2 separate regions of the Homo sapiens genome follow, and region 2 is linked to region 1. The links are chromatin loops, found by intact Hi-C in ENCODE. Cell type or tissue: dorsolateral prefrontal cortex. All regions are shown on one strand. Links, peaks and the distances in the headings refer to the core of each region. The heading gives the core; the rest is flanking DNA.

Region 1 (15,387 bases), core at 3,002-11,001:
TTCATTTTGTTATGAAATGCTGTACAAATCATGTAGTCAAATCCAGTGAAACAGATATTTGGCAAGCTACATAAATGATATTTCTGAATAAAACATATACACAGTCGCATGTACACACGTGCACATGTGTGCACACATACACATACCATGGGGTCATAAAATCCTGAAGTTGATTTTCTTGGGGGCCTATGTTGGCTCAGCAGGCAGTTCCTGGAGAGGCATTTCCAAATGTTTTCAGCTGTGGTAGCATGATTGAAATATGTTGCAATAAACCTCCCAAGGCAATTCCTTTTTCAGGGAGAGGACACAGTTATTTTTATTTTGCTGGACTTTTTTGCTAGGATAATCTTTGTGGTCTCTGAGGCCTAAGCGAAATTAATTTTCAAGTAAGTAGCATAAAGGGTATGATTTATATGAATTTGAACATAGAATATATTTGTTTTGCCTGCATACACAATAAATAAAGTCATTTTGTTTAGTTGAATTATGTCTGTTCATTCAAAAACCATCCTATAACATTGAAATGAATAATGAGAATTTAGGCAAATGCGTTGAAGAGCAGAGCTCATTTGAATTTATAAGTTCAGGCATGTTGTTTTGATTCACCCTTTAATTATTTTAGCTTGTACATTTCTTGGCTAGTGAACAGAAAAAAATGCTACCATTGCTATTATAATTGTATAGTATTATTATGCAAAAGGTTTTTTAACTCTATACTCTGTATCTATTTTATTTTAAAGAAATTTGTGTTGTTTTAATACTTCTGCTTTGTTTTTTATATTACAGCAACTTTTTACAGATGTGGCAACTGGAGAAATGTCCAGGGAATTAGCTGATGACATAACAGCTATGGACACCTTAGTGACAGAGCTCCAAGACCTAAGCAACCAGTTTCGAAATCAGTATTGATTCTGCTGGAAGCAGATTCTGGAAAAGGTGCTTTCACCTGCTGGTAAAAGATACATCTGTATATCTGAAATGCAAGATATTGATTTTTAAAATAAATTTGTTTTATGACTTAACATTCTTGGTTTTGTGATGTTTTCAATTTTATATGCTTTCTGAAGTATATTAAATTTTTAAAACTCCCTATTTCGTTAGGTCTAATTATAGTTGAGTTCAGTATTTTTATTCTTGAGGTATTTTGGCACAAAGAGCAATTAAATTAATTTTGTTTTTAATATAGTGTTTATTCTCTTTCAACCTAACATTAATTGGATCATACTTTGGAAAACCTTTTGTCTAAACAGGTGAAAATCACGTACTACAAGTTTGTGAAATCATTAGATTGACTGCTTTATTGTTCAAAAGTGATAAAAGAGTGGACTTGGAGCTAGAAACATTTATGTTTCTTGAGATTTTGTGCTTGTTTCAGAAAGATACAGACTTGGCGAAATTGGAAATGTGAGCATGGTTTAACTTCTAAATCAAGAAAATGCAAGAAAAAAATGGCATAACCTAAATTTTTGCTTAGTTACTAGGAACTAGGCTGTTACCCCTTCATTATGTATACAACCGGCCCCAAAGATAGTTGTTTAATTAGGGTATTATGGGTGAAGACAGCTATTAATGGTGCCATATTACAGAAATGCGAAAGTAAAATGCTTTCAATGTCTATGGAGCCAAATATTGAAGGCAGCAGCTGAGCTTAATAATCTTAGTACAAAAGTCATAGTGAGGAATTCTAAGTCCTGGCTTGGGTTGCTACATTTTGGGTCCCATGTATAAATCACTTGGCCCTTTTTTTTTTTTCCATGTTCTTATATATAAGATGTAAATAATTTCTACTCGTAGCCTCTTTGTGAGTTTCAATTGCCTTTGGAAACTTAAAAATTCATAATCCATTAAGTATCCTGAACATTTAAAAACCATCTTTAAAAAACCCTTTTATTAGTGAATTTTGATTATGAATGCTTACCAGTGCTAAATGCTCTCATTTCTTAACCACTGCTTCTTTTCTATTAGCATATTGCCTTAAAAAGAAGTTGGCATATGCCCCAAAGCAGTTTCTCTTATAGCAGAGACAATACCTGTGAGAAAGACCAATAAAATGAGTTAACATTAAGGGTCTACATAAACCTTTTATAGAAGTCATTGAGGAATAGATGGGTGAATGGATGGGTGGATGCTTGAATGGGTGGATGGAACAAGATTTTAAGATTAATTTTTATTAGTATCAAGCTGTGAACCCTAATAGAAAGTGGACAGAAAATAAATACTGAAAAGGACAATCATTTCAGCAGTCAAGTAGAAGACTGAAGTAGAGCATCAAAGTTGTAGAAGTTTTTGGTCTTCAGTTTGCTTTCCTTGGGTTCAAGGTAGAAAGGCATCAGTGATTGTGAGAAGTCACAAACCAAGTCACAGAAGAGCTATCTCCTTGCAGTCATGTTCTCCAATGCTGTGCTGGACAAAATCAAAGTAATATATATATTACTCTTTTATCTTGGAGTGATCTCACAAAAGTGAGAGCTACTAGATGTTTTCTTTAAAGGCATAGACCTATTATTATTATTATTTTTTAATCTTACTTAGGTGAGTGTTTAAGATAATTGAAGAAAATGTGTGGGGAGGTAAAGTAGGGAAAGCTTGGGGTTTTCTAAAAGCCTCATCTCTGCTACCTAACATTTAATATTTAATTTAGCTACTTGGTTTTTTCATCTGACAAATGAGTGTGATGATAATAGTACTTTTCATCAAGTTGTTCCTATCTCTTAAAAAACATTTTCACCTAGCCTCAGAGTTAGTGATACAGAATCTGTATACACTCCAGCCTGGGTGACAGAGCAAGACCCTGTTTCAAAAAACAAAAAGCAAAAAACCTTAAAACAATGCTGTATTATTTATTATACGATCTTTGGTGCTTTGTGTTGATATATTATGGTTAAATGCTTGTGTTTCCAAATGCCTTATGTTTTATAAGTTTCACTTTGGTTTCCAATTATTAACACTTTTGCTTTCAGAATTATTCTTTTGCTTTTCCAATTAGAAAAATAGAAAAGATGTGATTCTTTAATCTTACTGCCTTCCCAGAGTGTGAATAATAATTATAATAGCTACAAGTTATTGAGTTCTCACTATGTACCAGGCATTTCACCTGGCATCATCTTTGACCATCAAAAGAGCCCTGCTAGGTCTGTTCGTGATATCACTAGAAAACTAAGGGTCACAAACTCTAGAAAGAGAAAGAGCCAGGATTTGAAGACTACTAAAGCCTGCATTGTTTCTGCTTTCGCTGAAGCTTCCAGTTGACCACTGATTTCAATCTTCTCTTTCTAATAATGGGATCTGGACAGTTTGCCCAGCATCATTTATAAAGTTCTCCAAGAGAAATTCTGTGAGGTCTCTGTTAATAATAGCCTGTGGTTTGTTAAGATTATTTACTCTTGGCCGGGCACGGTGGCTCACGCCTGTAATCCCAGCACTTTGGGAGGCCGAGGCGGGTGAATCACCTGAGGTCAGGAGTTCAAGACCAGTGTGGCCAACATGGTGAAACCCTGTCTCTAATAAAAATACAAAAAAATTAGCCGAGCATGGCGGTGGGTGCCTGTAATCCCAGCTACTCAGGAGGCTGAGGCAGGACAATCGCTTGAACCCGGGAGGCGGAGGTTTCAGTGAGCCGAGATTGCGCCACTACACTCCAGTCTGGGCAACAAGAGCAAAACTCCATTTCAAAAAAAAAAAAAAAAAAAAATATATATATATATATATATATATGTAATTTACTCTTTTTGAATAAAAAGTTTTAATAAATTCCTCACCAGCTTTTCCCCAGAGGTAGCATAATAAGCATAGTAAATGGGGCCCCTAACTGCAAAAGAGAGAAGATAGGCTTCAGTGGAATACCTAAATGCAAACTCAAGAAGCTTGCAGCGATGGTATTGAGACTGGAAGGCAGAGCAGTGGCCGTGTGTTGAGAGGTGGGAGCAGGTGGGACTCAGAGCTCAGATTCCCAGAGTGGACGTTGAAGTCCCCATTTAGGGGTGGAAGGCTTGGACCCACCTAGGATGGAGCCTTAGCACAGATGAGGACACAGCCATTGAAAGCATCGACTTATTTGACTGTGTTATCAAGACTGTTCTTATGCTGTACTTGTTTCTCTTGGGCATGCCATTAGTGTGGTATTCATAAGCAGAAATGTAAAAAAGAAATGACAAGAAGTATGTGTAGTAAATCCACCTACTTTCCAGACTTAGTTCAAAGATTATGACCTAAGCAGAGGTCTGGTTAGTTTAGGCTTTGTGAACGTTTGTCCAAATTATAGTAGGTTTACTAGCTAAAAACCCTGGGTGAGTCTGATGAAAAGTATTTCTTTTTTTCCATTGCTGTTTTTGTAACATCCACATCAATCTAAATTGCTGTTTAGATAAGGTAACTCTACTTTACTGGCCAAGAGTGAGGAATAAAATCTGTTAAGTGGATGCAACACACTTCCTTTCTGCCTATTCATTCAAAAGGCCCTATAGTGAAATGGCAAAGAGCCTTTATTCAAATGGTGGGTGCCATGCTGTGGTAATACAGATGGATTTTTCACAACATGCAGAAGTGCTTATAAATAGATACGTTTCAATCAACAAGTAGCTTATTCAGGCATGTGCTCAAATATAGTAGCTGCATTCATTAGACAGACATTTCCACTAATCCCAAGACTATACTAATAAAAGAGTAATCCCTTATGGGCTAAAGGTGGTGCTGGTTTGCTTTTAACTCTTGGAGTCCTTCACACACCAAGGCCTAATAATAATTGTAGCTGTATTTGGTTTTCACCAAGTGAACTTAACCCATTTATGCCGGAGGTTGCAATTTTTAAAATTTTTGCAATCAGAGCTTGGTGATGACCTTGAGCAGTAGAATATAAATAACTCTCACACGCTTAGCGTTCCGATAATGGAACACTAAGCATAAATGGGTTAAAAGCCGAGCTTATCTTGGAATTTTTCTATTCTTATTTTTTTAAATTGCAGGAGCTTAGTGAAGAAAGAGGTGCTTTTTACTCTAGATATGTAGCTTTCAGCAAAGCCAATTCAAAAATCAGTTTGTGTGTGTGTATGTTTTCTCGATACTTTATCATAAAGCACTTGTCTCTTTCACCTTGGTTCATAGAAGTGTTCGCTTGAGCAGATTCTGTTTTGTTCTTTGATGTTAGGATAAATAACAATGGTCAGTTTTGAGAGCATTTGCAAGCTCTCACTATAGTGGTTTGCCTTTTTACGTGGACTTTTTCCCCTTCAATAGCTCTTTACTCCTCCTATGTTACTCAGAGCTAGCTGTAATCCGTTTGCTTAGCACAACACCAAAATCTTTCCCTTGCCAGTGGTGTCAAATCTGCCTTCCTTTTTATTATTCTGACTTATAAACTGCAGTGACCTCTGAGTCAACTTCGCCATCTCTTGGCCCTGTGCCAACATTGTGTTCTGTGAAAAGAGAGTCCTGCCAAGGGCTACGAGGCAGAAAACTGATATTATTAAAGTGGTCTTCTGAACGGTAAGTATCAGCCATTTTCTAATCTTTTGTGATGTTATTGCCAGAAAGGGGGAGGGGGGGGTAAATCATGTTAATGTTGTTAAGGATCTAACCCATGCATTGCTAACTTTTTCCAGATCGAGGGCTCAGATGCACATCAGTATCTATAGGCACACAGAAATTATTGCACAGCGCTGTTCACAGACAGATGTGCTTCTTGAAGACTCTATTACTGTGAGACTCGAAGAAGTTTCTTAATGTCTGAGCCTCAGTTCCATTATCTGTAGCCTGTTAGTGATCCATATTGTACAGGGGTGTTATATACAATACCAGTTGAGAAGATGCATATAAAGTGCTTTAAAAATAAATGATATAGAAACATGATGCAAGCAAGAGTGTCTTCGAAACCATTTGATTATTAACACTGACAACCTTTTCTGTGCCCCACTCAGAAGCCTGATGACATTCAGTGCTGCTGGGCTGTGATACCAAAATGTTTATTAGCATTTTCATTCTATAGCAACCTTTTCCCCATTTCTGGGTGGCAAGTGGTGATAAGGGAAGGGATAAAGAAGAAAACATGATGGATTTTTATGAAGTAAACGAGAAAGAACCAAGTTCCCATCATTAGGATTTCTCAGGTTGGTGCTAAGAAAAGGAAAGAAAAAGAGGATGGGGAGTAACAGGCAAAAGCAAAACAAAAAACTGATGAAATGGGGAAGTGGCTGACTAGGATGAAGTCAGAGAATTAGAAGACCTGGATGAAGTCTCAGCTTTACCGCCTCCTAGCTGTGACCACACCTGAGCTCCTGAACCTCTCAGCCCCAATTTCCTCAGCTATAAAAATGCAAATACCCACCCTACAGACCAGACTGAATTTATCAGATGATGTATGTGAAGTACTATGTGAGCAACTGTGTACAATTAGTTATTGTTATGATCAAGAGAAAGGGGCATTGTGGATGGTCTATCGGTTCCCAGGGGCTGGTGGAGTCCCTGGATAGGAGTATGCAGCAACTTGGCTCCAGTTTCTGTAATCCCATGGGGGTCAGAACCCTGGGGTTTGAGAAACAATGCTGCAGAATATCTTTCAGTCTTGTCCTTCATCACTCTATTTACTGAATCAATTTGGCCTAGAGGATATCTGGTGCCAGGGTTGATAAAAGCTGTCTTGGGATTTTTACAGCTGTCTGGTCAGAAGACATGCTTATGCCATAACAGCTCCAGCTCCTTCTCTCACTCTCTCTCTCTCTCTCTCACACACACACACACACACACACACACACACACACGAACAGCACTAGAATGTGCTTTACATATGAAGTTGATTCCCCTGATCATTATCAGTAGGACATAGGGTGATTTCTTCAGATAGGTATGCTCTGATTAATGTTCACCCTCCTCCTTTAATAAATTGCAGAAGTGTCCCATGTTTATCTCCAAAAAATTAGAAAATACAAATAAGCAAGAAGAAAAAAAATCATCCAAAATCCCACCCCTGTAGAAGTTAACCCTGTTAACTTTTTTGTATATCCTTCCAGACTATTATATAAATAAATACACATATATCTGAGAGATATTGGCTTTTTGTTTGTTTTTACTTAATTAAGCTTTTCAGTAAAACACATGGAAGCAGGCCCTTCATTAACATTTGTGGAGCTCCAGGCCAGAGTACATATAGAGGCCTGCTTACTATATATCTAAATATTTCAAAGTTAAAAATCAAGCAAAGAAATGGTTAAATAAAATTTGTTTTATGCTTTGATCTTGACAGATATTCCTTTATAATGACTTGGAAGGACATATTTTAATTTGGAGTTCTCAAACATCTCAGAATTCAACCAAAAAGGGGTGCAGAGAGAGTCAGCTCCCTTCCCCTATCCTGCTTTTCAGGGTCCCAAGTACACATGTGCACACTCCAGCTGCAGGTGTCAGGCATGTCTTCAGCACCCACAAACAGCTCTGCATGGCTACCACTCAGACCTGGGAGTGCACAGACCAGACGCCACTCCACCCTCAGGATTATGGGCACAGAAGAGAGGCACATGCAGCTTCTGGATGCAGGCTTTGGGCCTGTGGGCAGGGAACTCCTGGGGTCCCAGTTACCTGAGCGTGGTCTAGAAGATGGGGCTAATACAGGCTCTAGGCATAAGCAAAAAGTGTCTGGAGGAGGGACAGAAACAGAAAGTCCCAAAGCATAGGGATTTCTTGCCTTGGTTTAAGGGTGGTACTGACGGGAAAATGGTGTCAGATACAGGAGTTGTTGGGAAGAACACCTATTCCTCTTTCCTTAATATTCCTTGAAAGTGAGAAAATTTCTGTTCCACAAGGTAGGAAGCAAAAGAAAAGGAGCCTCTCTCTACTCCATATTTATTCCAAGGGAGGAGGAGCAACTTAAGGAACTAAGGAACCAGACAAATCCAACTCTCTCTCTCCCTCTTTGTGTCTGTGTGTGTGTGTGTGTGTGTGTGTGTGTGTGTGTATCTCTTTCTGTGTCTCTCTCAAGATAGGTAAAACCATGACACTGTTGGCATTTGGGCTGGATAATTCTTTGTTGTTGGGAGCTGTCCTGTGAATTTTTATTTTTTATTTATTTATATTTATTTATTTATTTATTTATTTGAGACGGAGTCTTGTTCTGTTACCCAGGCTAGAGTGCAGTGGCGCAATCCCCACTCACCGTAACCTCCGCCTCCTGGGTTCAAGCGATTCTCCTGCCTCAGCCTCCCAGGTAGCTTGGACTACAGGCATGCGCCACCACGCCCAGCTAATTTTTGTATTTTTAGTAGAGATGGGGTTTCACCATTTTGGCCAGGATGGTCTCAATCTCCTGAACTCGTGATCCATCTCAGCAGATCACGACACCCCAAGTGTCTCCTGGGGGACAAAATTACCCTCTTTTGAGAACCAGTAGGTTAAACAACAGATTAGACAGATAAGGAGAGAATTAGTGAAGGGAAGGATAGCTCTAGAGATAATTCAGCACATTCTACATCAGACAGGGAGAGAAATAAAAGTAGGTAAGAGACACAGAGGATAGATTTCCAGAAGAATATATCTAATCAGAATTTCAGAAGGATATGAAAGAGAATTGGGAAGAAGTATTTGAAGAGTTAATGGCTGACAGTTCTTCAGAATTGATGAAAATTATTCTCAAAATCAGAATATCCACATAGACTTTAAAATCACCTCTCAATTTACACATACGCATAGCCTACAGGATTTTTAAAAGGAAAAAGTTTTAAATTATACCATTTATAATGGCATGAAAAATTCAGATACTTTGCAATAAATATTTTTAAAGATTGATAAAGGCACATATATCAGCAGGAAAAAACATTTTCAGGCAGACTATACATTATATGTGTTGAAACATCACTATAGCCCATAAATATCTGCATGTTATTATATGTCAATTAGAAAATAAAATAACTCTTAAAAAGTCCTAAATTTAAAAATGGTGGGAAATACCATGTTGATGAATTGGTAAACTCAGTATAGTAAAGATGTTGTTTTTCCTCAAATTGATCTATATATTCAATAGTCTTAATAAAAATTCCAGTCTACTTTTTTGTGGAAATTAAAAATATGATTCTAAAACATACAGGTTGAGCATCCCAAATTCTGTATCTAGAAAACCTTATAGTCCTTCCTTCAGCTGATAAACAACTTCAGCAAAGTTTCAGGATACAAAATTAATATACAAAAATCAGTAACATTCCTATGTACCAACAACCAGCCAAGCTGAGAACCAAATCAGAAACACCATCCCATTCACAATTGCCCCAAAAAGAATAAAATACCAAGGAATACAGCTAACGAGGGAGGTGAAAGATCTCTGCAATGAGAGTACAAAACACTGCTCAGAGAAACCAAAGATAACATGAGCAAATGGAAAACATCCCATGTTCATGGATAGGAAGAATCAATATCATTAAAATGGCGATACTGCCCAAAACAATTTATAGATTCAATGCTATTTGTATCAAACTACCAATGACATTCTTCAAAAACTAGAAAAAACTATTTTAAAATTCATATGGAACCAAAAAGGAGCCCAAATAGCCAAGGCAATCCTAAGCAAAAAGAACAAAGCTGGAGACATCATGTTACCCAACTTCAAACTATACTACATGGCTACAGGAGCAAAAACAGCATGGTATTTGTATAAAAACAACACATAAACCAATGGAACAGAATAGAGAGCCCAGAAATAAGGCTGCACACCTACAACCATCTGATCTTCAACAAAGCTGACAAAAGCAATGGGGAAAGGAATCCTTATTCAATGAATGGTGCTGGGATAACTGGTTAGCCATATGCAGAAGATTGAAACTGGACCCCTTCCTTATACCATATTAAAAAAAAATCAACTCAAGTTGGATTAAAGATTTAAATGTAAACCCCAAAACTATAAAAACCCTGGAAGACAACCTAGGCTATACCATCCTGGACATAAGAACAGGCAAAGATTTCATGACAAAGACACCAAAAGCAATTGCAACAAAAGCAAAAATGGACAAATGGGACCTAATTAAGAGCATCTGCACAGCAAAAGAAACTATCAACAGAGTAAAGAGAAAACCTACAGATAGAGAGAAAATTTTTGCAAACTATGCATCTGACAAAGGTCTAATATCCAGCAGCTATAAGGAACTTAAACAAATTTACAAGAAAAAAAAACACTAAAAAGTGAACAAAGGACATGAACAGACACTCTTCTAAAGAAGACATGCATGCAGCCAACAAGCATATGGAAAGAAGCTCAATATCACTGATCATTAGAGAAGTGCAAATCAATACAATGAGATGCCATCTCAAACCCAGAATAGCTGTTATTACAGAGTCAAAAAATAAGATACTGGTGAGACTGCAGAGAAAAGGGAACACTTAATATACTGCTGGTGGCAGTATAAATTCGTTCAATCATTGTGGAAAGCAGTATGGTAATTTTCCTAAAGACAGAAAATCCATTCAACCCAGCAATCTCATTACTAGGTATATACCTAGGGGAATATAAATCATTCTACCATAAAGACACATGCACATGAATGTTCATTGCAGCACTATTCAAATATCAAAGACATGGAATCAACCTAAATGCCCATCAACGGCAGATTGGATAAAGAAAATGTGGTACATATACAGCATGGAATACTGTGCAGCCACAAGAAAAAATGAGATCATATCTTTTGTGGGAACATGGATGGAGCTGAAGGTCACTATCCTTAGCAAACTAACGCAGGAACAGAAAACCAAATACTGCGTGTTCTCACTTATAAGTGGGAGCTAAATGATGAGAACTCATAGACACGAAGGGAACAACATACACTGGGGCCTACTTGAGGATAGAGACTGGGAGGAGGGAGAGGAGCAGAAAAAATAACTACTGGGAACTAGGCTTAGTACCTGGGTGATGAAATAATCTGAACAACAAACCCCCCCTCCACGACACAAGTTTACTTATATAACAAACCTGCACATACACCCCTGAACCTAAAAGAAAAGTTTAAAAATGTAAAAACTATATATCAATAAGAAAAAAATCAAGTGGGAAAAAACAAGTATTTTGCAAAAGAGGATAATATCCAAAGAAAAATACAAAAATACACTCAGTCATCAGAGAAATGCAAATTAAAATAAAGAGATAGGACCACATACTCAAAAGAATGGCTAACGTTAAAATGACTCTGCATACCAAGTGTTAGGATGTGGAGTAGGAGTAACTCTTAACAATGCTAATGGGAGCACCACTTGATAGAAACACTCCGGAAAACAGCTGGGCAATATCTGCAAACTTCGAAGATATGCATACCCTATGGCTGAACAGTTTTACTCCTGGGGTGCACACACATACCCAAGCACAAATGCAGGCACCAAAACTCTCATACAAAAATGCTTATAGCAGCGTTATCTATAATAGTCCCCAAATTGAGAAAATCTAAATATCTACCAACAGTAAAATAGATGCATAAATGGTGGGATATTCATGCAATGATGTGGTCTGCATCAGTGAAAGTGAATGTTCTAGCCATACCACGGCAATAACATGAGTGAATCTCTCCAACACTATGTTCAGCAAAGGAAGCCAGATGTTAAAAACATTAAAAATTTAAAAAGTGCATGCTGCATATTTCCACATATATAATAAGTTCAAAAAGCAGATTAAATTAAACTGTGTTATTTAGTGATGCATGCTTAGTATAAAAACTATAAAGGAAAGCAATGAAGTGATCACCACCAAAGACAGGCTAATGACTACTCTTGTGGGTATAAATGGGTGGTGGATGAATGGTACTAAAGGACTTCCGGGGAGCTGGCAGTATCATAGTTATTAACTGGGCTCATGGCTAACATGGTTCTTCTGGCAAATCATCAAGTTATACATTTTTGTTTTGTGCATTCTTCCCAAATGTGTGTTGTGTTTCACAGTAAAAAGCATTAAGATATTAGGAAGAGTGCAGTCAACTCTTAATGTGAACCTGAATGTCTGCCTTCTCCTCTCCACGTTTTTGCACTTTTCTACCTCTTTGTCTTTTCCTTCTTTTTGAGGAGACCTGAGCTCTTTCCTCAAGTAATTTTTCTCACAACTCATAAAATTGACTTTTGAAAAATCATACTGCATTTTGAGGTGAAACTTGGCAACACAAACCCAAACTTAACTCCATGTAACTTTAACTCCCCACCCACCCCCACTACCAAACACCTCCTTAAACAAAATATAACAACATTTTACAACTATAAGGTGCTTTTACCCTAAGGCAAAAATGTGGATAATTTGACATTGCACTCTAAATTCTTTATTTCTTTTGTCTAATACAGTTAAGATCCTGTGCTGTCTGGATAAATAGGGGGGTACTAACCTAAGGCAACCCAGGCCAGCATAGGCAGTGATTGAGTGTGGTCATCTTGGTGACCAAAGCCAGCTTCTCACATTTCTTCTTGAAAAGCATGGTGCTGACATGTTTAATATCCTATGGCATTCCCTTTGGGCTCTGTAGACTGATGGAAAAGGCCCCTGTTAACATCTGATGGCCAAGTTGAATAGCACAGCCTTGAGACCCTCCACTTCACAGCTCCGGTTAGGGGGGTGATTTCTCACCAAGTTGTAGTAGAAATACCGATAGTCATATCCTGGCAGGATCCACATACCACCGGTTATAGGGAGAACACTTTTGTGTGCCTGGATGGTTTTGGACAAACAAAGGTGAAATCTCACCCACAACTTCATAGGGAATGATAAATCAAAATCCAGCACACTACAAAAAAGAAAAAGATAAAGCTAAGGTTTGAAGTTTTTCTGGAAGAATTCCAAAAATGCATATTTCAAGGGAATGTCTCAGGGCAACCCTAAATAGACTGGTGACCTACAGATCAAAGACACTGTATTTTATTAGCCGTCTCCTGACCCAGCCAATCCAACTGTCCTTCCCTAACTGTTACATGCATCCAGATAAACCCTCCCCTGTCTGTCTTTACTTTCTTCCTCCGAGAATCACAAATCAACCCTGACAACATTTGGTTTCTCATCTTAAGGAATGTTGCTGGTACATTCTTTATGTGAAAGAGGCAATCCCAGGAAGGGGTATGAACCAGACTGAATGAAGAGTATCTTATTTCATCTGCACAGAACAAAAGAGTGTCTTTCCTTTCCCAATGCCTGCAAGAGTCTAAGGACTTGAATGAAAGCAGACTGGCTGAGCTTAGTCCTAAGGATGGATACAAGGCTGGCAGGGAAGAGGGGTTCTCTGGGGTCTGTGGGGTGACTTTCCTTCCTCCATGATTGTTCTTATAATGGAGTCCTGTCTTGCTAAGGGGAGCAGTGACTGACAGGGTTATTTATCTTTGACTGCTTCCCCACACTGATCCCACGTTCTTTTTTTTTTTTTTTTTTTTTTTTTTTTGGAGACAGAGTTTTGCTCTTGTTGCCCAGGCTGGAGTGCAATGGCGCGATCTTGCTCACTGCAAACTCCGCCTCCTGGGTTCAAGCGATTCTCCTGCCTCGGTCTCCCAAGTAGCTGGGATTACAGGCATGCACCACCACGCCCAACTAATTTTGTATTTTTAGTAGAGACGGGGTTTCACCATGTTGATCCCAAGTTCTATAGGTACGGTTGGGATATAATTATTTTGAAATGTTATGAGTGTTTCATAAGTTTACTCTGACCTGGGAATTTTGTGAAGTGTCAATGTGGCAGGCAGCCTGAAAGACGGTTCCCAGTGATCTCTGGCTCCTGGTATTCTCAGCCTTGTGGAATCCCCATCCCTGGAGTGCCTTGTGTCTATATAAAATATTGACAACATTGAAAGGATGTCATTTCTATGAGTAGGTTACATAAGACAGTGACTTCTATCTTGCGAGCAGAAACACTTCCTGGCTGCCTTTGATAAAGCAAGCCACCATTCGGGAGAGGACCATGTGGTCAGGAACTAGGGATGGCCTTGGGCCAACTGTCCCCATAGCCCTGAAGGAAGCAAGGAGCTGAGGAAGTCAGGTGGCCCAGCAACCCTAAAGGAACCAAATCCTGCCAACAAACACCTGAGCTTGGGGGCAAACCCAGATGGGCCTTCAGATGAGACCCTAGCCCAGGCTGACATCTTGACTGCAGCTCTGTGATAGACCCTGAGGTTAGTCCTGGCTCATCTGTGCCTGGATTTCTCTCCCTCAGAAACCATGAGATAATAAATGTGTGTGGTTTTTAAGTTGCTAACTGTATCTTAGCACTGCATTATAAAGCAGTAGGTAATTAATACAGTAGATTTCACTTAGTCACTAATTATTACAAAATATATTTCTGGATACATTTTATCATCTCAAAGATAATAGATGGACAAAATAATTAAACTGGATATGCTTTCACTCTATGTCACATTGTGTCAAAATAAGTCATCTCCTTAGAGAATTATTTGTAAACTAACAGATTATATAAGGGCAGGCATTAAGAAGCCTCTGTGGTCTAAAATGTGACTCCTCTGATTAAAGACCTTCTGGAGTTCTGCATGAAATACATACTCTTTGCTGTGACATTCATAATGTGACTCCAAACCACCCTCCCAAGATTCTTCCCCATCACACCACTCCTTGTTGGTACCTTATGCCCAAGGGGTGGTTCCTGACCACCCTTTCCACACTGCAGCCTGCCCTCCCCATCTGTCTTTTCTCCTGCTGCCCTTCTGGTGCTCTCCCTGCTTTACTCTACCTCATGTCTGCTGTGGAAAGCCTGTCTCCTCAAGACCACCCCTTCGTGAGATTTCTTACAGGTCCCACATCCACCTCTAAGCCGGGTACTCTGCCTCTTCCCCTTACACTGCAACACCACTTTTGGCCTTGTTTAGGGTATTTGCATGCTCTTCCCCTCATCCTGATTTGCTCTCTGACTCTTCTCTGATTCAGCCTCTTCTGATTTCCCATGTGAGACCAAAAGCTACATGAGGGCAGAAACTGTCCCTCATTCTTGGTGGCCCTTCCTACAACCTAGAACATCTCCTTGGGCATAGTGAAGAGATGGTCACACAGTGTTTGCAGAATTGAATTTCATGAAGGGCAGATTGTGATGTGGTGCAGCATTACCTAGATGGTGTTAACAGAATTTCTGTGTTAACAGAGATTCTATGGCCAAAGTAGTGTGAGAAACCAAGTGCGCTCTGTCCCTTTGCTATGGTTTGGATAATTGTCCCCAGCAAATCTCATTGTGAAATTTGATCCAAATGTTGGAGGTGGAACCTAATGGGAGGTGTTTGGGTCATGGCAGTGGATCCCTCCTGAATAGATTAATGGCCTCCCTCAGGGGTGAGTGAGTTCTCACTCTGTTAGTTCTCAAGAGAGCTGGTGTTTAGAAAGAGCCTGGCACCTCCCCTCTCTCTTCTGCTTCCTCTCTCACCACGTGTTCTCTTCACACACAGGCTCCCCTTCACTTTCTTTTTTTC
Region 2 (15,387 bases), core at 3,452-11,451, 51 kb after region 1:
TAGCTAGCCATATGCAGAAGAATGAAACTGAACCCCAACTTTTCACCATACATAAAAATTAACTTAAAATGGATTGATGATGTAAATGTAAGACCTCAAACTATAAAAACTTTAGAAGAAAACCCAGGAAATGCCATTCTGGACATTGGCCTTGGCGAAGAATTTATGATTAAGTCCTCAACAACAATTGCAACAGAAACAAAAATTGATAAGAGGAACCTAATTAGATGAAAGAGGTTTTGTGCAGCCAAAGGAGCCATCAACAGCATAAACAGACAACCCACAGAATTGGAGAAAATATTTGCCAACTATGCATCCAACAAAGGTCTAATATCCAGAATTTATAAGGAACTTAAAGCAAAAAACAACCCCATTAAATAGTGGGCAAAGGACATGAACAGACACTTCTCAAAAGAAGACAGACAAGTGGACAACAAACATAAAAAAGTTCATCACTAATCATTAGAGAAATGCAAATCAAAACCACAATGAGATACCATCTCACACCATCAAAATGGCTATTATTAAAAAGACAAAAAACAGGGCCAGGTGTGGTGGCTCATGCCTGTAATGCCAGCACTTTGGGAGGCCGAGGTGGGTGAATCACCTGAGGTCAGGAGTTCAAGACCAGTCTGGCCAACATGGTGAAACCCTGTCTCTACTAAAAATACAAAAATTAGCCTGGCATGGTGGTACACGCCTGTAATTCCAGCTACTAAGGAGACTGAGGCAGGAGAATCGCTTGAACCAAGGAGGCGGAGGTTGTAGTGAGCTGAGATTGCGTCACTGCACTCCAGCCTGGGTGACGAGTGAAACTCCATCTCAAAAAAAAAAAAAAAATTAAAAATTAAAAAAATAGACAAAAAATAACAGATGCTGACAAGGCTGCTAGGGGAAGAAAATGCTTATACACTGTTGGTGGGAATGTAAATTAGTTCAGGCACCGTGGAAAGCAGTTTGGAGATTTCTCAAAGAACTAAAAACAGAACTACCATTCAACCCTGCAATCCCATTACTGGGCATATATCCAAAGGAAAATAAATCATTCCACAAAAAAGACACATATATGTTAATCACAGCACTATTCACAGTAGCAAAGACATGGAATCAATCTATGTGCCCATCAACAGTGGGTGGATAAAGAAAATGTGGTACCTGTATACCATGGAATACTACATAGCCAGAAAAAAAGAATGAAATCATGTCCTTTGCAGCAACATAGATGAATCTGGACACCATCATCCTGAGTGAATTAATGCAGGAATAGACAATCAAATTCTGCATGTTCCCACTTGTAAGTGGGAGCCAAATATTGGGTACATATGGACATAAAGATGGGAAAAATAGACACTGGAGACTTTTAGAGGGGAGAGATGGGGAGGGGACAAGGGCTAAAGAACTATCGGGTACTACACTCACTACATGGGTGACAGGAGAATTTGTGCCCCAGACCTCAGTGTCACACAGTATATCCATGTAACAAACCTTCACATGTAACCCTTAATCTACAATAAAAGTTGAAATTATTATTAGTATTATTATTTTTTGAGACAGAGTCTTGCTCTGTTGCCCAGGCTGGAGTGCGATGGCGCCATCTCGGCTCACTGCAGCCTCCGCCTCCCAGGTTCAAGTGCGTCTCCTGCCTCAGCCTCCCAAGTAGCTGGGACTACAGGCGCTCGCCACCACGCCCAGCTAATTTTTGTATTTTTAGTAGAGACAGGGTTTCACTATGTTGGCCAGGCTGGTCTTGAACTCCTGACCTCAGGTGATCCTCCTGCCTCTGCCTCCCAGAGTGCTAGGATTACAGGCATGAGCCACCATGCCTGGCCAAAATTATTTTTTAAAAAGAAAATGGCATATATTTGTGTTCATTAAAGCAAATTTGAAAACTTATGTTACCTGAAAATTTAAAAATTTAAAATAATAACTCGATATATTTTACATATTTTAATTTCTTGGTCTATCTGTCATGGTATTTTTCTGCAGAGTGTATTTTTTAGTAGTTTTACTATTTCTAACTTTTTTTCATAAAATTATCTGTATTTGGGGCTTAAAAACTTTGAAATGAATACTTGCAATTGATTCTTCCTTATATATAAAACCACAATATATTTAATTGAAAAAATTTCTCTGTAGAAGTGATGGTGCCTTGTAAGTTGAAAACTATTCTGCTAAGTAAAGACCATTCTCAATTCTAATTTTTAAAAATATTAAATGTGTGACCAAGCACGGTGGCTCACGCCTATAATCCCAGCACCTTGGGAGGCCAAGGCGGGCGGATCACGAGGTCAGGAGATTGAGACCATCCTGGCTAACATGGTGAAACCCTGTCTCTACTACAAATACAAAAAAATTAGCTGGGCGTGGTGGCGGGCGCCTGTAGTCCCAGCTACTCAGGAGGCTGAGGCAGGAGAATGGCATGAACCTGGAAGGCGGAGTTTGCAGTGAGCTGAGATAGCGCCACTGCACTCCAGCCTGGGCGACAGAGCAAGACTCCGTCTCAAAAAAAAAAAAACAAACAAACAAACAAACAAACAAACAAAAAAAATTAAATGTGTGACGAATCTAGCTTAAATATTCTCTTAGGTACTTTTGACCTCTATTCAGAGAGCCTTTCATTGATACAACTTGTCAAATAGGTTGTCTCTATTTACGATTCTTTTGAATGGTTCACCAAATTTAGGTAGTTCAAAATTGTAAACCTTCTCAATTACATTCTATTCTGGGACAGAATCTAAATCCAAATAAAAATAGAGGCTCCATCAAAATATTCTTCTCACAAGTTGAGATAGTCCAGTGCACAATTATAGCATTTCCAAATTTGTACTTTATTAGAGCTGTCATTAACCCCCCTCCCCTGCTAGCTTTGAGGGACACATTCCAGTGTCTTCCTTTGCAGAGCTAGCTTGATGGGCTTATGAACCGCGCAGTCACATGGAACCCAGTGCTTAGAAGGACCCCGCAATGGGTTTCATGTTCTGCTGCCACCATCTTGAAATTCTTAATTTTATTTATTTAGGGGACAGAGTATCTCTCTGTCGCCCAGGCTGGAGTACAGTGGCGTGATCTCAGCTCACTGCAACCTCTGCCTCCCAGGTACAGGTGATTCTCCTGCCTCAGCCTCCCAAGTAGCTGAGACTACAGGTGCCTACCACAACACCTGGCTAATTTTTGTATTTTTAGTAGAGACGGAGTTTCACCATGTTGGCCAGGCTGGTCTCAAACTCCTCACCTCAACTGATCCACCCTCCTCGGCCTCCCAAAGGGCTGGGATTACAGATGTGAGCCACCACACCAGCCAATTCTTAATTTTTGACCAAGGGATCCTACAATTGCAATTTTACTCTAGGTCCTGCCAATTATGTAGCTGATTCTGCCTATTTGTCAATTTGGTTTTCAGTAATTGTAATTCTCTAAAACTTTCAAGCTCAAAAGCTGAAGGTTTAAAAAGAACCCATTTGCTCAATACATTAATTCCCGTTTAGAAAAAAAAAAAGTGCAGCTTGCTGCCAGTGCTCATTTAATTTTACATAAACACACTCTTTGAGGCTAAAGCAAATCTGACTGATTTTCAATGTGAAAATAAAATATAAAAACTGGTTCTTGGAGTTACTTCTAAACAGAACTAACATCAGAATTGCCTATCTCGGAAAAATCAGATTCATCAAATGACTCTTTGGCCAATAACTGTTTGAGAACAATGTTAACATCAGGCATAGGAGTGCTACATTTTCTAAGATTTGACATTTTCAGTGATCGAGAATTACATTTTGTAAATGGAAATACCACTACTAAAATTGGATACTGTAAATAAAATGATATCTTTTGTTTCCAAAGTTGATATACTCGAGCAGCGCGAAAGTAATAATAAAAGCAAGATATTTCGTGGCAAAGTTATCTCAGGGTAAACGCTGCAGCTGCAAGCGCTGCCGGCAAGTATTCTCGGGGCAAACGGGGAAAGGGTTAAAAACTTCCAAATTATTTTGAACAAAATGCAACCAAAATTCGGAGCATTGTAGAACATTTAGGATGATTTTTATAAAGTAGTTTATCATAAAGGCTTTGCTGTTTCTAAGTCAATGGGTAGGCAGCAGGGAGAATTTTGTGATCCGTGTGTGTGTGTATAAAAATTTGACAATTCAGCTTTCATTTCCATTGGCAGGCCACTACAGCTTGTTTGTACAATGTGCTAATTATACACATTCCACTGCAGTCCAAGTACATTTCTGCTCCACAGGCTCTTGATTTAGTAAGAATACTGTTTCCCCCAGGATTCTGGCCACTAAAACTTATTACCTCAACAGCAAACTTTCTCTTCAGTGATGAAACTTTGAAACTGGATTTATGATAGCGGTCAAAATGATGACAGATTTTTTTACCCAAAGGTAAAAACAGAATGAACTTTCCAACATTTTAATTTTATTTAATACGTTCATTTTTTAAAAGAACTATTATTACAATGGACTGATTTCTCATTGGAAGCAGCTGATGACCCTGATATAAACTGGTGTCAAACCTGTTAGCATGGCTATAATTAAAAAGTTGAGATAATGTGTGTTGGTGAGGGTGTGGAGGAAAGGGAACCCTTGTACACTGTTGGTGGGAATATAAATTAGTACAGTCATTACTGAAAACAGCATGGAGGTTCTGCAAAAAATTAAAAATAGGACTATCATATGGCCCAGCAATCCCTCTGCCAGGTATTTATCCAAAGAGATGAAGTCAGGCCGGGTGCAATGGCTCACGCCTTTAATCCCAGCACTTTGGGAGGCCGAGGCGGGCAGATCACTGGAGGTCAGAAGTTCAAGACCAGCCTGGCCAATATGGTGAAACCCCCGTCTACTAAAAATACAAAAATTAGCCAGGTGTGGTGGTGTACGCCTGTAATTCCAGCTACTTAGGAGGCTGAGGCAGGAGAATCGCTTGAACCAAGGAGACGGAGGTTGCAGTGAGCTGAGATTGTGTCACTGGACTCCAGCCTGGGTGACAGAGTAAAATTCCGTCTCAAAAAAAAAAAAAAAAAAGAAAAAAAGAAAACAAACCAACAAAACACACAAATAACCAAAGAAATGAAGTCAACACCTCATCGAGATATCTGCGCTCCCTTGTTCATTGCAGCATTATTCACAATAGCCAAGATATGGAATCAACCCAAATGTCTATCCAATGGAGGAATGGATAAAGAAACTGTGGTATCTGTATCTCTCTATATAGATCAATACAATGCAATATTATTCGACTTTAAAAAAGAAGATCTTTCCACTGATGACAGCATGGATGCTAAGTGAAATAAGGCAGACACAGAAAGAAAAATGTGCATGATCTCTTTTATACATGGAATATTTTTTAAAAGTTGACTACATAGAAACAGTAGATTGACAGTTACTAGAGGTGAAGTGGGTGCAGGGGGTGCAGAATGGAGAGCTGTAGATCAAAGGGCACAGAGTTGCAGTTATGTGTTAATAGGATGAATAAATCTAGAGAGTGGAAGTACATCATAATGATTGTAGCTAATAATATTGTACTACATACTGGAAATTTTCTATGAGTAGATTTTACATGCTCTTACCACAGACACAAAGAAGGATAACTGTGAGATGACAGATACATTAATTGACTTGACTGTAGTAATCACTTCATATATCACTTCAAAACATTATGTTACATATTTATAACATAAATATATTCAATCAAATTGAAATAAAACTGGTGTCATGTCACTGTTTACACAGTACTCATTCTGCTAAAGGAGACTCATTTGCAGCTAATACTTAATGTTTCAGGCATGCACCAGAAAATTGGGAGTGGAAAATGAATGAAATTATTTTAGAACAGTTATTGCATCTATGTGAAAAATTAAGCTTCGCAGAATAATATAAAAACACACCTCATGCAGCTGTGTGTGTTATAATAATCTTTGGGCATGATCTACTTAAGGTAACTACTGACTTTTGAAGTAAATTCTGATGCTTCTTCAGAAAATTCGCGTTTTCTGGTTTTCAGGTGACCAGTGTTATCATTATGACATCCCAGCAGTGGATGCTAGATATCAACAAATATTTTTTGCAAGTTACACATTCATCTACAACCTAATATTTTAATTTTTCACTAAAAATGTGCTTTGACCTTTTCAAGCTGATTGATTGCTGCCAAGGGGTTTATTGCAAAAGAAATGTATGTTACCAAACAATGCAATAAATAAAGGTTGTAGATAAATTATAAAGTAAGTGACAAAACCACTGTACACAAGAACATTCAAACTACGGTTTCTGTGCTCTGTGATGGGCTACTCAGCCTCCCTTTCCTGCACATATTTCACTTCACCTAAACTATACTTTCGCACATTTCCCACTGACCCTGCTGACATGTGGCCAGGCAGCTTCATGGACCTCCCAGGCTACAGCAGGCACTAGTGAAAGGTGGCTGGCAGCAGGGTCAGTACATCTCCCAACGCCACTGAGTCCCTGGAAACTTGTAACTGGACACACTGTAATTTGTCCAGCTGTCTTTCAGAGACCGTGTTAATTGCACCTTATCAGGGAATGGTTGAGAAAAGAGAGAAGGGTATTATAGCTGGTCTTCCTTAGATTTTTATCAGGAGTTACAGTGAGAACTCAGTTTATTGCACAGGTCTCATCACTATTGTTCAAGACTGCTGGCAACTGAGAATGCCAAGGAGAGGGCTACTAAACCCATCCCAGCTTGTCGAATTCCACTGTTTTAATGTTTTTCTAACAATGAAGTGCCCGATAGACGTCAACTGCCTGGGATTGTCTTGAGAAAACCTGGATGTACAGTCACCCCAATTGTGATCCATTGCTCTGCTTATCCTACAACTTCCTGATGAAACATCATCTTGCACTGATTTTACACACAACCTCTATGTACTAAAAATGACCTTTCATTTAAATGTAAAGGAAAGGGTGAGGCTGCAGTTAAAAATGAGACAATGTGAAGCTAAAAGACAGATGGCAACTCAGTGGGCGCGTTCAGATATCCCAGCTAACCTCTCCTGGAAGCCAAATCCCAGGGACAATTTCTGGTCATTTTCTTGCTGGAGCTATTTTCAGTTACAGCAGGCTGAATTCTCCAGGGGAAGAGGAAAACTGGGTAATTTGTCTTACTTTTCCTTCCTAAGTCCAGGGCCTACACAAGTTTGGGCCTACAGCACTGAAATCCCCTTTGAACTGTGCCCCGAGTGAAGTGTCAGGAAACCGCTGCTTTTTTCTGGTGGGGGAAAGGGTGTTGTAGGTCCAAAGTTGTATTGGAGACCAGCTGTATACAAGTCGTGTAAACTTTATTGTCTGAGGACTTCATCACCTGTATAAAGGCCCTCACAGTACGGACTGCCAACACATCTGGGTCAGAACAGCTGGGAACAATTTTTAGTTGGAAAAATAACTTACGTGGAAAAGGAGCATAAACTTTCATCATATATTGGCTGGTTGTAAACTAAGGCCATGGCAAGAAAAAATGCGGATGGCTTGTTTTTCTATTTGGTTAGAGTCAGCTATTTCTGGGGCACATACGGCACACAGTTCTTAGGTGACAGGACCCTGTCATAAAATGAACTGGTCACCTTATTAGCTTTTCTGAGTCCTTCACTAGTGGATTTTGGAAAACAGATGCTAAATGTTTAACAAAATCCACATACAGTTTATTAAGGCTTTTCCACAGTTACCCAATCTACACAATATGCCAGTAGGAAAAAGCATTTCAAAGTAAACAAGGATGAATTAACACAGATTAAAATTGTATATCTTAATATCAAATAATGCCATGTGGACTTAGGAGACCAGATGACTGACTGGAGATGGCCAGACAGGAGAAGATAGCAGAGAGGGTCCTGTCCAGAGGCAGAGGAAAACCATATTGTAAATTTGGAATCACTGACTGTTTTAATCATCAGATAGCTTGCTCTTTTCCTGGTGGAGAAAGCAAAAAGCATGAGGCAGCCTCAATCCACAGAGTGTCTGAGAAATAGAACTACCCATGGTACTTGGAAACTTGACCTTGTCAACTCCGAAAGTGCTGTTTGCCCAAAAGCCATATAAATGGTTAGTTTTTTTAAAACTTCACTTGACCTACTATTCAACTATTCTTTAGATATTTTAATGTTTCTAATCTAAAGAATTTTTTATTGTGGTAAAATATACATAACATTTACCATTTTTGCCACTTTTAACTGTACAACTCACTGGCATTAAGCACTTTCATGGTATTGTTTAACCATCACCATTATCTATTTCCATAACTCGATTTCTGATTTTTCGAGCTTCTCCAAGATACAATATGTATGCCCAAAGAGAGAAAGATGCACGATTTTGCTGGGATCAATAAGCAATTGTTGGTTTGCATTCTTCTGGCTAGGCATGTAGACTATTACAGAGACCAGCTCTTGTTAGGAATGCCTGTATCTGTCAACATATTGTACTTTACCCTCTTTTGAACTTTGCTTTTATTCTAGGATGATTGTAAACCAGAGAAAAGCAACAGAAATCTATAAATGCCCTAAAACATTTCAACAGGACTATATGACTGGCATGGGAGCTGTGGGGACTTTATTATGTTCATATTTGGAAAAAGTCGTTTAAGCCCTGCAATGATTAGATGTGACTGTGTGGGTTAATTATGTAGGAGAAGAGATAGTTTCGTTTTAAATTTCTGCAATTCAAACTGTGTATAAATATCATTTAAAATGAAGATCCAAATCATCCTGGAGAAAAACTCACTGGCCATCAGAGAAATGCAAATCAAAACAAAAATGAGATACCATCTCACACCAGTTAGAATGGCAATCATTAAAAAGTCAGGAAACAACAGGTGCTAGAGAGGAAGTGGAGAAATAGGAACACTTTTACACAGTTGTGGGAGTGTAAACTAGTTCAACCATTGTGGAAGACAGTGTGGCGATTCCTCAAGGATCTAGAACTAGAAATACCATTTGACCCAACCATCCCATTACTGGGTATATACCCAAAGGATTATAAATCATGCTGCTATAAAGACACATGCACACGTATGTTAATTGCGGCACTATTCACAATAGCAAAGACTTGGAACCAACCCAAATGTCCGTCAATGATAGACTGGATTAAGAAAATGTGGCACATATACACCATGGAATACTATGCAGCCATAAAAAAGGATGAGCTCATGTCCTTTGTAGGGACACGGATGAAGCCGGAAACCATCATTCTGAGCAAACTATCGCAAGGACAGGAAATCAAACACCGCATGTTCTCACTCAAAGGTGGGAATTGAACAATGAGAACACTTGGACACAGGATGGGGAACATCACACACCAGGGCCTGTCATGGGGTGGGGGAGGGGGGAGGGGTAGCATTAGGAGAAATGCCTAATGTAAATGACAAGTTTATGGGTGCAGCACACCAACATGGCACATGTATACATATGTAACAAACCTGCACGTTGTGCCCATGTACCCTAGAACTTAAAGTATAAAAAAAAATGTGGTAAAGCTTTAGGCTGTTCCAGTTACCATTGCAAACATGAAAGAACTCATAGTGGAGAAAAACTACAAATGTAAGCAATATGGGAAAATATTTAATTTTCCCAGTTTTCCTCAAAGATATGAAAGCAATCAAACTGGAGAAAGAAAACCTATAACTGTAAGAAACATGATTTGAAAAAGTGAAAGGACTCACACTGAAGAAAAGCCTTACGGTATAAGAAATGTGGTCAGGCATTTAGTTCTTTTGTTTGTTTGATTTTGTTTTTTTGAAACGGAGTCTCGCTCTCTCACCCAGGCTGGAGTACAGTGGCACAATCTCAGCTCACTGCAACCCCTGCTTCCCGGGTTCAAGCAATTCTCCTGTCTCAGCCTCCCAAGTAGCTGGGACTACAGGCACATATCACCATGCCTGGATAATTTTTATATTTTTATTAGAGATGGAGTTTCACCACATTGGTCAGGCTGGTCTCAAACTCCTGACCTCAGATAATCTACCCGTCTCAGCCTCCCAAAGTGCTGGGATTACAGGCATGAGCCACCACGCCTGGCCCATTTAGTTCTTTTAGTTGCATTTGCTGACTTAAAATATCTCATTCTGGAGAGAAGCTCTGTGAATGTATGAGATGTGGGAATGCCTTTGCTTTTCCCATATCCTTTCATAGACGCGTGATCATGCACACAAGATGGACCCTATAAACAGGAGAATCACACCTGACTGGATCCCGAGTAGTGTGGAAAATACAGAAAAGTTCTCAATTTTAACAATTACTTTCAAAGTCATGTGAAAACTCGTACTGGAAGGAAATATTGTAAATAATATTGAAAGCCTGTTGCAAATTCATTATTGTATAATGCTTGAAAAAAATTTACAACATGAAAGAAATGTTATATGAATTATATATATATATTGTGTTTATCAGTGGCTCATTATTAAAGAAGGTCTCTGGACTATAGATTTCCACTGTTTTTGCGATAAAAGATTGAGGTGAAAATTCTGTAGGTACCTTTTGAGTGATAATTGTTTAATTAATCTATGATTAATAGGCCTTTGAAAAATGAATCTTTGTTAATTGTCAAAATTTTTCTTACTTTATGGGGCAGGTTTTGGACAGCCTCACCCATTGTATATATTCCAACTTTTTTTTTTTTTTTTTGAGACGGAGTCTTGCTCTGTCACCCAAGCTGGAGGGCAGTGGTGCAATTTCAGCTCACTGCAACCTCCACCTCCCAGGTTCAAGTGATCCTCCTGCCTCAGCCTCCGAAGTAGCTGGGACTACAGACATGCACCACCATGCCCGGCCAATTTTTGTGTATATATATACTTTTTTTTTTTTTTTTTTAGGAGAGACGAGGTTTCGCCATGATGGCCAGGCTGGTCTCAGACTACTGACCTCAGTGAACCACCCGCCTTGGCCTCCCAAAGTGCTGGGATTATAGGCGTGAGCCAGTGTGCCCGGCCTATATTCCAACTTTTTATTATTATGGAAAAAACTTATCTTTTTTGTTATAAAAAAAGGTTTTTTTTTTAATAAAGAGTTGATGTCAGTTTGTAAAATAGTAAAAAATCAAAATAAAAATGAAGATCATTGTAAAATGAAATGTCAGAATATGCGTGCATTGAACGAAATCAACAAAACACAGACCTGAGTAACTTTAGAATTTTAATCTCCATGAAGCTCAAGATATTCAGATCTAACAACTTTGGTGCTTACAGAACATTTATATCTTCTAACTGTCCCATGTGAATATCCCACATAGACTCTCACCAGCCATGACCCAACTCCAGGTAGCAATGAAGGCTTGTTGAAGTCCCATTTGGAGCATTTATGGTCTATTCCTGGCCCCTACTCTTCTATTCTGAAATCATGGTTGCAAAAGGCTCAGAATTTAAAGGCTTAATTATAAATGTCTCTTAAAGAGAAAAATGGAAAGGGGACTAGTTTAATGGAACAATTCATTTTATGAGTCAAATAGTGATATCCATCATTAATTACATGTGATGCAAATATGGCCAAATGTTAGCACTTGTTAAATCATTATGGCTACTATATGGGTATTGTTTTTATTATTTTCTGCGCTTTCTGGACCTACCATTCCAAAAGTGAAAAAATGTAATTTATAGAATTGACAAAGCAGAGAACATTTTCCTCCTGGGGTAAGCAAGGAAAATTTCAACATTATATTATTTTTGGAATTGACTGGACTTCCTACTCCTAAGCAATCTTACCTGCACATCTTTTGAAATAGACTTAATTGCTGCCTAGAGCTCATAGAAGGATCTCACAGCACTGCTCCAGGGCACTGAAGCTTACAGTGAAAGCACATTTTCAGCAAGTACTGAAGATTGTCTCCACGTTGGCTGGTTTGAAACTGTGGTGAGTGAATTCAGAAAATAAATAGTGTTGATTCTTTAGAGCTTTGAGGCTTTGAAGAAAATAATAACCCTTAGTAATTAACATGCCTGTTTGTTTTTAGATCTTTTGAATGTAATCCAGGAAAGGAATGGAAAGGAAAGAAGTGCTCAGAAAGCTCCCAGAAGCATTTTGGCACTCACCAAAGCAGCCGGAAGATGAATAACACAGTGGGGATAGATGGCTAAGTGGGTCCTATTTATGTGTTATTCATCGACACTAGAAAACGTGCTTTAATTCAAAGCATTGTTTTCTCTTCAAGTGTCTCCAGTCAGCATCACGTAGCTTTACTAAATGCTTTTGGTAATGCTAGAGTTATTTCAGCGTACCAAGTGTCTTTGAGTAGTCCCTTAAGGAAATAAAGCTAAGAAAAGAAGAGGGCAGACAGAGGGCATTCGACCACAAAGAGTGAGAATTTCATTGGCTTGTAGAAGAATCCTTCTTGGAAATGGAATAGTTTATAGCAGAGATTCCCAGGCACACATGTTCTTAAGAACAAAGGGGCCTTTGGAATGCTGTATCAGTGAGGATGCTTTTAGTTGCAAGTAACTGCAGATCCAACTCCAGACTGGTTAAGCCAAGAGGAGATTTATTATCTTGCGTAACAAATGCTTAAGTAGCCGTGCTTCACCCAAGGCACACTGGGCTTCTGGTTCCACTTCTCTGTGGCTTCTGGATTTGTCCTCTTCTCTTTGTGGGCTTCATCCTGCAGCAGCTCTGAGCATCACATCCACTCACAACAGAGTCTTGTGGTCTGTTTGGCCCCGCCTTGCCTGGACATGTGTATGTTCATTAGGGAGTACTGATTCTTCTCAATGAGGAGGTGCTGGAACCAGCTGCCAGTGAGGACAGCAGAGGTTGAAAAGACTGAGAGGTACTAGAAAAGTAAGAAAGGAATGTATAATTGTGAATAGGTTAACCCCAGCTCTTGAGGAGGACGTGCCTACCTTCAGTCACCTTTTTCCGACATCTGGGATAAAACAAACCAGCAAATCAAGTGAGAGCAATACCGCACTCCACAGTTTACTGCTGGCATAACCCCTTAAAAGAAGAAACAAAATCTTAAGTGATCGTAAATGAAAGAGGTACTCTAAGCAGAGACACATGTTTTCCAAGTTAAGGCAAGAGCAATAGCATTATTGCCTTATATTTGTTTTTGTTTGGTTGGTTGGTTTTATTTTTTCCTTGACACAAGTTCTCGCTCTGTTGCCCAGGCTGGAGTGCAGTGGAACCATCTCGGGTCACTGCAGCCTTGACTTCCTGGGCTCAAGCAATCCTCCTGCCTCAGCCTCCCGAATAGCTGGGATCACAGTGGGGTCTTGCCATGTTGCCCAGGCTGATCTTGAACTCCTGGCCTCAAGCAATCCTCCAGACTCTCCAAGTGCTGGGATTATAGGTGTGGGCCACTGTGCCCAGCCTTTTTATTTTTATTTTTTAAGATACGGGGTTTCATTCTGTTGCCCAGACTGGAGTGGAGTAGCACAATTACAGCTCACAGCAGTCTCCAACTCTTGGCCTCATGGGATCCTCCCACTTCAGCCTCCTCAGTAGCCAGTATTACAGGCGCATGCCATCATGCCCTACCTTTATATTTGTTAATATAAGCATTATGACAGCAGGATTTTTTTTTTCTTATTCACTACTGGATCTGCAGTGATTAGACCAATGAATAACACACTGTATATTCTCAATAAATATCTGTCAAATGAATGAGTCATGGTGTGGGCAGTTTAATAGTTTAAAAAGACCCAGAAAGAGACAGAGAGGGATCTGGGTTACAGTGCCAACTATATCATTTACTAGCTGTAGAATCTTTTTTGTTGTTGTTTGTTTGTTTGTTTGTTTTGAGACAGGGTCTCACTCTTGTCGCCCAGGCTGGAGTGCAGTGGTGTGATCTCAGCTCATTGCAACCTCGACCTCCCAGACTCAGGTGATTCTTCCACCTCAGCCTCCCAGGTAGCTGGGACTACAGGCATGCACCACCACGCTTGGCTAATTTTCTGTATTATTATTATTTTTTTAGAGATGGGGTTTTGCCACATTGCCCAGGCTGATCTTGGACTCCTTGGCTAAAGTGATCAACCTGCCTCAGCCTCCCAAATTGTTGCGATTTACAGGCATGAGCCACCAAGCCCAGCCTGTAGAATCCTTTCTGTGCCTCAATTTCCTCTTCTGTAAAATGGGGATAATAGAAACCTGCTTCATCGGGTTGTTGTGAGAATTAAATGAATCAATACATGTAAAGTGCTTAGAACAGTGCCAAGCCCATAGTAAGCCCTCAGGAATTGTTGACTGTTCATTATCACTGCTACCACTTACTAAGTTTTTGACTTCTATAAGCCTGAGTTTCCTCACTTGTAAAATGGGAATAATAAAAGGTACCTCATTTTGAGGATGAAATGAGACATTGTTTATTCTTTCCTCACAACATCAGGCACGCGATTAGGAACAACTTGGCCAAAGGTCACTATAATTCCTTATCTATCTCAGTGCTTTTTATTTACAAACTTATTTTTATTCCCATAATATATTGATTCCCACAAAAACTTAATGAGAGAACAGGTCAACTATATGCCCCTTTTACAGGTGGAGAAACTAACACATGGAGCAGCTAAAAGCCTGTTAAGACTCACTTTATAGACAGATAGTAGAGCCAGAAGTCAACACAGCAGCCACCCGATGCTTCTCATTGCAGATCTTCCACATTCTAACACAATTTTTAAGCAGAGACTTCATAGCTGGAGAGTGACTTTATTGAGCAAACGTACAATATTGGCTCAGAAATGGAGGACTTATAAAAACTGTTTCTAGGTGGGATAGTGTCTGGAATTTGTGGGTTCTTGGTCTCACTGACTTCAAGAATAAAGCTGCGGACCCTCGTGGTGAGTGTTACAGTTCTTAAAGATAGTGTATCCGGAGTATGTTCCTTCTGATGTTCAGACGTGTTCGGAGTTTCTTCCTTCTGGTGGGTTCGTGGTCTCACTGGCTTCAGGAGTGAAGCTGCAGACCTTTGCGGTGAGTGTTACAGCTCCTAAGGCGGCGCGTCTGGAGTTGCTCGTTCCTCCTGTCCGGAGTTGTTCGTTCCTCCCGGTGGGTTCGTGGTCTCGGTGGCCTCAAGAGTGAAGCTGCAGACCTTCACGGTGAGTGTCACATCTCATAAAGACAGTGTGGACCCAAAGAGTGAGCAGCAGCAAGATTTATTGCAAAGAGCGAAAGAACAAAGCTTCCACGTTGTGGAAGGGGACCCAAGCAGGTTGCCACTGCTAGCTCGGGCAGCCTGCTTTTATTCCCTTATCTGACCCCACCCACATCCTGCTGATTGGCCCATTTTACAGAGAGCCGATTAGTCCGTTTTGACAGGGTGCTGATTGGTGTGTTTACAATCCCTGAGGTAGACACAGAGTGCTGATGGGTGTATTTACAATCCTCTAGCTAGAGGTAAAAGTTCTCTAAGTCCCCACTAGATTAGCTAGACACAGAGCACTGATTGGTGCATTTAC

The links. A loop is a pair of places that touch in the nucleus more often than their neighbours do. Peaks named below come from ENCODE experiments on the same cell type or tissue, not always from the same donor. Only the 100,000 strongest peaks of a DNase experiment are listed, where the experiment ranks them.
Region 2: it touches region 1 in a loop (2.9-fold over the local background); 1 of 110 quality-filtered maps calls a loop at or near these places.

The regions. Positions count from the first base shown.
Region 1 is chr2:32,820,030-32,835,416 of GRCh38, forward strand. It overlaps LINC00486 (long intergenic non-protein coding RNA 486), which reads left to right and starts at 5,412. Exons shown (of 5, transcript NR_183193.1): 1 at 5,412-5,481. It overlaps TTC27 (tetratricopeptide repeat domain 27), which reads left to right. Exons shown (of 20, transcript NM_017735.5): 20 at 787-1,022. The coding sequence ends at 909. In dorsolateral prefrontal cortex, for the core only: a CTCF peak has its summit at 6,283; a DNase peak (open chromatin) is centred at 5,412; H3K4me3 peaks cover 1,742 bases; H3K27ac peaks cover 3,167 bases.
Region 2 is chr2:32,870,976-32,886,362 of GRCh38, forward strand. It overlaps LOC105374453 (a long non-coding RNA gene), which reads right to left. Exons shown (of 3, transcript XR_939938.2): 3 at 15,013-15,040. Among named protein-coding and RNA genes, the nearest start is that of LINC00486, 53 kb to the left of the region's middle. RefSeq lists a silencer at 15,110-15,310. In dorsolateral prefrontal cortex, for the core only: no CTCF peak of the experiment used is centred there; no DNase peak of the experiment used is centred there; H3K4me3 peaks cover 894 bases; H3K27ac peaks cover 1,238 bases.